2 separate regions of the Mus musculus genome follow, and region 2 is linked to region 1. The links are chromatin contacts, found by Hi-C or POLR2A ChIA-PET in ENCODE. All regions are on one chromosome and are shown on one strand. The core of a region is the stretch at or near the end of the contact, and the rest is flanking DNA. Distances in the headings are between cores, read along the strand shown. Region 1 holds the start of Smim27 (small integral membrane protein 27). Region 2 holds the start of Nfx1 (nuclear transcription factor, X-box binding 1).

The links. A loop is a pair of places that touch in the nucleus more often than their neighbours do. ChIA-PET counts read pairs that join two places held with the same protein, here RNA polymerase II (POLR2A).
Region 2: a map of T-helper 2 cell shows a loop between it and region 1 (4-fold over the local background). The contact joins the promoter of Nfx1 here to the promoter of Smim27 in region 1. A Hi-C loop is called at or near these places in 1 of 37 maps with a recorded cell type or tissue (T-helper 2 cell). POLR2A ChIA-PET finds 5 or more read pairs at or near these places in 1 of 5 experiments (embryonic stem cell).

Annotation. Positions count from the first base shown.
Region 1 is chr4:40,268,039-40,271,118 of GRCm38, forward strand. Smim27 (small integral membrane protein 27) reads left to right here and starts at 1,541. Exons shown (of 2, transcript NM_001349093.1): 1 at 1,541-1,681; 2 at 2,000-2,190. The coding sequence starts at 1,637. The coding sequence ends at 2,104. It overlaps Topors (topoisomerase I binding, arginine/serine-rich), which reads right to left and starts at 1,803. Exons shown (of 3, transcript NM_134097.3): 1 at 1,636-1,803; 2 at 266-463. The coding sequence starts at 1,638. Ndufb6 (NADH:ubiquinone oxidoreductase subunit B6) reads right to left here. Exons shown (of 4, transcript NM_001033305.3): 4 at 2,553-2,809. The coding sequence ends at 2,741.
Region 2 is chr4:40,969,019-40,972,212 of GRCm38, forward strand. It overlaps Nfx1 (nuclear transcription factor, X-box binding 1), which reads left to right and starts at 1,925. Exons shown (of 24, transcript NM_023739.3): 1 at 1,925-2,041. The coding sequence starts at 2,017. Gm52692 (a long non-coding RNA gene) reads right to left here and starts at 1,141. Exons shown (of 2, transcript XR_003955193.1): 1 at 584-1,141.

The DNA of each region.
Region 1 (3,080 bases), core at 291-2,790:
GGCTGGGGACCTACCAAGGTCACACTTCCTAACAGTGGCAACTGTTTTGCGCCGACACACAGCTCTATCCCGTATTCAGTTGCGCTCCAGCCCTTCAGGCAGTGCAGGGAGACACTCCCCTCGCTTGCCCACCGGTGCCGATCCACAGGTGCCCTGCAGCGTGGCGACCCCAGCCCTTGGGAGCTCCGGGTGGAAGAAGGCCCAGACCACAGGGCTGCTCCAGGGCCTACTGGAACCCCTCACCCATTGTTCCCGGCCGACTCACCTCCGAGGACGCGGTGGCAGGAACCGCTGGGCCGTTGGAAGCCAGCTCCCGCCGGCTCAGTAAGCTCGGCCGGTGGCGGCAGGATCCGCGAAGGCGTACCCGGCGGCTTCGGCGCCTCCCCTCCTCGGCAGGCACCAGAGGGGGCGCTTCACCCTCCTCGCGAGACAGCGGAGACCCCGGTGGCGGCGGCTGCGACCCCTATGACGTAGAACGTTCATCACCCACAGGCAGTTTGGAGGCGGAGAGAAGGCGAGACCAACCCCCCGAGCCCGCGCAGCAAAACACCGCTCCTCCACCCCCTTCCCCCGAGCTCTGGGCGCATGCGCCAAACCGCTGCCGCACGCAGGAGGCGGGACGTTACGGCACAGACCCCGGACCCTGCCCTGCCCCCACCGCGGGGGGGCACAGCACAAACTCCACAATCACAACCAAATATGCAGAAAGGCTGCCTCAGTATCAGTGGAACCTCACAAACTTCAACAAGTTGTTAGGATTCTCTATGGTGCCACGGGAACTGGACTGAGCTCCCAGAGCACCCTGGTCCTTCCGTCTATTTCAGCTGGGTTGACCATCAGGCATTTCTTTTACCCCGCCATAACTCCCTGCGGCCCGCTTCCCTCTTTCCACTCTCGGAAATCTACACTAAAAATGTATCTGACACATCTGCGCCCAAAGCCGAGCGGCCCAGCCTCTGCCGGCCAGGCTTCCACTCTGCACACCACCAGCATCCTGATAGTTGGCCTGCCAAGCTGCCTTTCTCGGGACTTAGTATTTCAAACTTGCTGCAGTCCCAAGCATTCGACAAACTGCCCGTCAACACTTGTTGGCCGGCAGATCCACCATGCGGGCTACCTGTACAACATATTTGAAAAGATTTCCAGCCATCAGCGATAATATTCTGTTTGTTCTTGGTGAACGGCTCAACTAACAGTTCCCAACGATGTTTTTGTTACGTAAAAGATGTTTAAGTCAAGCATAAACATATGAAGGTCTATCCGCATTTGGTGGAAACCGATGTGGGTGTGGGACGGCAACTTTGATTCTTCCACCGTGGACTATTTTCCAATAAACTTTTATATGCACACGATGGCACACTATCTTGTATTAATACCGCACTGCAAATGCAGGATAAAGCAGTTAAGGAATTCCTATGTGAGCGCAAAAAAGGCGCGATCTTCACATTTTCTCTTTTATTCCCTCTGCTGCCTGAAAGGCGGGCTAGGCCCGGATCACGTGATGTGTTCCAACTCCGGGCGGAAGCCCGCGGGAGCGCGCAGAGTCCCGCTGAAAAATGGCTGCTGCATCGGGGTGCAATGCGCCCGCGAGCAGGCTGTAGGGCCCTTGCCACCCCGTCCCCGCTGCTCCCTTACCATGAGGCCGATGAGTCGCCGAAGCCTGGACTGGACTTACTCCCTGGTAGGTACCGAGCAGAGCGGAGCTCCAGAGCGCACCATGGCAGGGCCCGCGAGCCGAAGGTAGACTGTTGGCTCGCAGCTTGGAACTCCAGAACCCATTCCTAAATTGAGCGTTCACGCCCTGCCCTCGGCTCCGCCTCTTCCTGGAGGACACGCTTTTCCGCCTCTGACGTCAGGGGTTGCAGGCCTGCTTGCCTCTGGGCTGCACTGTGTTAGAGGCATGTGATGCCTTTCCACCTGTAGCTGCTTGCTCGGGCTACACAGGGAAAGGACCCGGCACATTGATTTCTTCTTTTTGCTTTTCCTCCCCTCCTTTTAGTTGCTCCTTGCAATCGTCTTGCTCTCTTGGGGATTCGTCATCTATGCATCGACTGTAGCTGCACGACGACAACTACAGAAGGAGTTTCCAGACAAGTTCTTCTGAACGAACTTTTGTAATTCTTAGCAAACACTTCTTTTCTTCAGATGGCACCTATGTAGACTCAAAGTAAAATTCACAATACAAATTTGCGTGTGGCCTTTTGTGATAAGCGTTAACATGCCAATTTTTCAAAATGATCGGACAACACCCCCCCCCCCCTTTTTTTTTTTTCGAGACAGGGTTTCTCTGTATAGCCCTGGCTGTCCTGGAACTCACTTTGTAGACCAGGCTGACCTTGAACTCAGAAATCCGCCTGCCTCTGCCTCCCGAGTGCTGGGAGTAAAGGCGTGCGCCCCCACGCCCGGCTCTATTTTGTATCAGGTCATAGCTTTTCATTCTAGTGCTCAAACACTTCACATCCTCATGTCAAATCAGTATGTAAACAACACTGTGACTAAAATGTGTTTTGCATCCTGTTTATCAAAATGGACAGAAAAAAGTAGCTAATAGCTCTGTTTAGTATTTGTCTTTTTACTGTTAGTCTCAAATCATAGAACCTTTGGACAGTAACACGGACAGTGATAACACTCTGAGAATAAGCTTTATTAATTACTTTTCCAGGAAACAGATTCAGTAAATACAGCACTTTAGGAACATACTTGTGCTGTTACACAAGTCTGTTAAGTTTTTAAGGACTCTTCAATGATGTTGATCAGGAAAATCTCTCATTGGTGGAATTACTTCTCCAGTCTCCAGAATTGTATCACCCTAGGGAAAACAGGAAGTGTTTAATAGAGATTTTTCACCAAATATACATTTCATTGTAAATATTCCAACATTTGCTCAACACAATAAATGACTATAAAGATACTTTCTTTACATTTGTTAAATTTAAGCCAGGTCTGATGGTGAATTAATCCCAGTGCTCTAGAGGTAGAGGCAGGCAGATCTCTAGTTTGAAGCTAGCTGGTCTACATAGCAAGTTTCAGGGCAGACAAGACTACATAGATCGACCCTGTCTTAAAACAAACAAAAAAAC
Region 2 (3,194 bases), core at 675-3,174, 700 kb after region 1:
CATAGCAAGAAAAACACAGCAACTCAACAGAAAAGAATAGACAACAGATATAAAATGAGAAGTCTAAAAGAAGAAATCCATAAGGCTATTAAGTAATGTTCAACCAGAAGGCTGACAAGGAGTCAGCAGGTAATAGCCCTTCCTGCTAGGCTGTTGACCTGAGTCAGATCCCTCAGACCCATAGGTAAAAGGAGAGAACCAACTTTCCCAAGTTGTGTGATGACCATGGAGGTGTCTGCTGCTGAGAACTAAGCCAGGGCTCTGTTCCATCAGGAACTTCTGGTCAGAGATAATGATCATTTGGGTTTTTAGGCTGGTTAACTTTGGCGTTAATGATAAATTGCTATCTTCATTTGACTTTGTTAAACATTATACATTGGCCTTTGCTGTGCTCCGAGGTTCTGGAGTACGATGTCATTTGAAAATAAGTAGTGTGTAGCCTACTAAATTCCAAAGATGCCAATTGACTCTGCAACTTGCCCACAAACGTCTGTTCTCTCCCCTCCACTCCCTCCTCTTGTCTCTCTCATCATCATCATCTCACTACTGCAGGTAGTACAAATACAACGGTTTCGTGTCTCACCTTTCTGAGGCCGATTTTCAAATATAATTCCTGAAGGATTCCTAAATGTGCTCGGTTAGGGGCAGGCTAAGCCACCCAGTCGAAGGCTTCTTAGTCTGTAGATATTAGAAAGAAGTGCAGAAGCCCTGTAACCAAAATGGTCACATCGTGGAGAATGTTTGAGACAGTGTTGTACTGTTGCTCTGGCTAGCCTGGAACTCACTATGTAGATCAGACTAGCCTCAGACTCACAGAGAACTACTGTCTCTGCTGCCAGAGTGCTGGAATTAAAGTCTAAGTCACCACACCTCACCTTGGAAGATTATATTTTACTATAAAAGAGGCTGAGACAGAGAAGATCCTACTGCAAGGCCCGTGCCAAGGTACAACCTTGAGAAATTACGTCATGCAAACAAGACCTGAAGTAAAAGTGGTTTATTGGGAGAAGAGGAGTGAGGGCCTAGGAAAGGAATAGAGGCAGACAAGTAGGCATGGAGCCAGTCAGACAGACAGGAGCAAAGCCATGGGGCAGAGAGAAGGGGACCGGACGCTGACAATAGACAGCTGCTGGGTGGCGGGGGGGGGGAGGGGGGGGACGCTTGGGGGCGTCTCTTTAGACGCAGCACACACCTATCACACACGGTGGAGGCAGGTCTAAGTGGTTGCTAGGGTCCTGGGGGCAGGCCAGCAGAATGCCTGAATACCAACAGGGGCTACATCAGGACACCCTTTCCCCACTCTCCCCCCCCCTCCAAAAAAAAAAAAAACACAGTAACTTCAAACTGTCTACCTCAGTTGGTGTTCATTTGTATTTGTTACTTGCCTACCGGTTTGTGGCTCATTTGCTATTAGTCCTTTAGATACTGTGTTTCGTTTTACACAGACAGGGATAGGTAGCCCAGGACCTGGAACTCACTACATCCCACTCCCATCCCACCCCCGATCCAGCCTCCCAGGTCCTGAAGTCGTGGGCTACCTAACCCTTGGCAGGTAACCTTTTATTGTTTTGCAGTCTTTTCCTCCACAATGCCCTTTGATTACTACAGCGCCCCCCCCCCCCTCGTCGCCTGCGTGAGCCGCTCCAGGCCGCCTCTTAGCTGAAGGTCATTTGAAGCCGGGCGGATGGCAGGACTTGACAAAAAGGCGTAGCAGCTGGAGAACCCAGCAGCTCTCGAAAAGCAATTACGCAAGTTGGGGGCAGTAGATCCTGCGGTCCGGGTGGGTCTCCTCCAGCCACTCGTGTCCCCCCCGCAAACCCCGCTTGCACCCGGGCCGGCGCATTTGTCTGACGTCCCAAATGCGCCATTTCACTGTGTGCTCAGGTAGCACCACCCCCTTGGCTGTCCCCGGGCGCGTAGGAGCGACTAGTCTCTCGGCGCCGGAAATCCGGGACACGTGACCAGGTGACAGCCTTCGCTCGGTGGCGGGGCTCGCTTGAGGTGCTGCGGCACGGGATGGCGGAGGCGCCTCCGGTCTCAGGTACTGTCCCGTTTCCCGCGCGGGACCCCTAGGGTCTAGCAGTCTAGTCCGAAGGGTGCGGGCCATTGCGGTGGCAAGTGGGGTGCGTGCTGCGCGGGGACAGTGGCTCGCGAGGGCCAAGCCACGCGCGCTGCACGTACGGAACCCTCCTCCATCTTCCACGGGATGGGGAGGCTCGGCCCCTGGGTTTCCGAGGAGAGCGGGCGGGTCCCGGCGCCAAGGGAGCGGACGTGGGCCTCTGGCGCCCCCCGCGGGGCTCCTTCCGGCCTTCCCGAGGCCGCGCGGAGCAGAGTCCGGCGGGCGGGCGGGCGGGCGGACGGCCGGCCGGCCGGGCGTAGGCGACTCTCCGTAGCGGGCCCTGGAGGCCAGCGAGTTTGCGCGCTGTGCTAGGGGTGTGTTCTTTACCTCTCGGAGTGGCGGGTTCCGCGCGCGCGGGCCAGCCAGCCAGCGGGCCCAGTCCTGAGGGGGTGTGAAATCCCATATTGAGGTGCGTGACGTGATCCAGTCTCAGTTACCTCATCTGTCAGCCTGGAGTAGTAAGCTAATTCCCAGACCCTCCCTGTTCTCTCCCTGATTGTTGGCTCACTCTCCCTCCTGGAGCTACCCCTGTGGTAGAGACAGCCTCATTTGACTGTTCGTATAAGCTATTTCCATTTTCTTCAAGGTGTATTGGTCAATCCGGGCTTTCAAATTTTGTGGACAGCAAAAAAAAAAAAAAAAAAAAAAAAAAAAAAAAGGAACGTTTTGCATGGGGTATTAGTACACATTTACCTAAATGTAAATGTGAACCGAGAAGCTGGGGCGCTAGTTCAAGTGTTTAAGAACAGTAGCTCCTCAACAGAGCAGTCACGTTCGCTTGCACAACCACCTGGAAAGCTGTGCGATCTGACGCCCTCTTCTGGCCACGGAGGGCATCAGCAAACACGTGGCATATATCCCGTCCCTGTCCCCCCAAAGCACCCTTGCTAAAACAGGAACACAAGATTAAAAGAAAAGTTTTTTTGTTTTTAAAGTAAACCAAATGTTTCAGTGCTATCAGACATGGTAGCGCACATCTTTAATCCCAGCCCTCGGGAGGGCGAAACAGGAGGATCTTTCGAGTTGGAGTCCAGCCTGGTTTACATAGTTGCAGACCATCCAGGGTTACATAGTG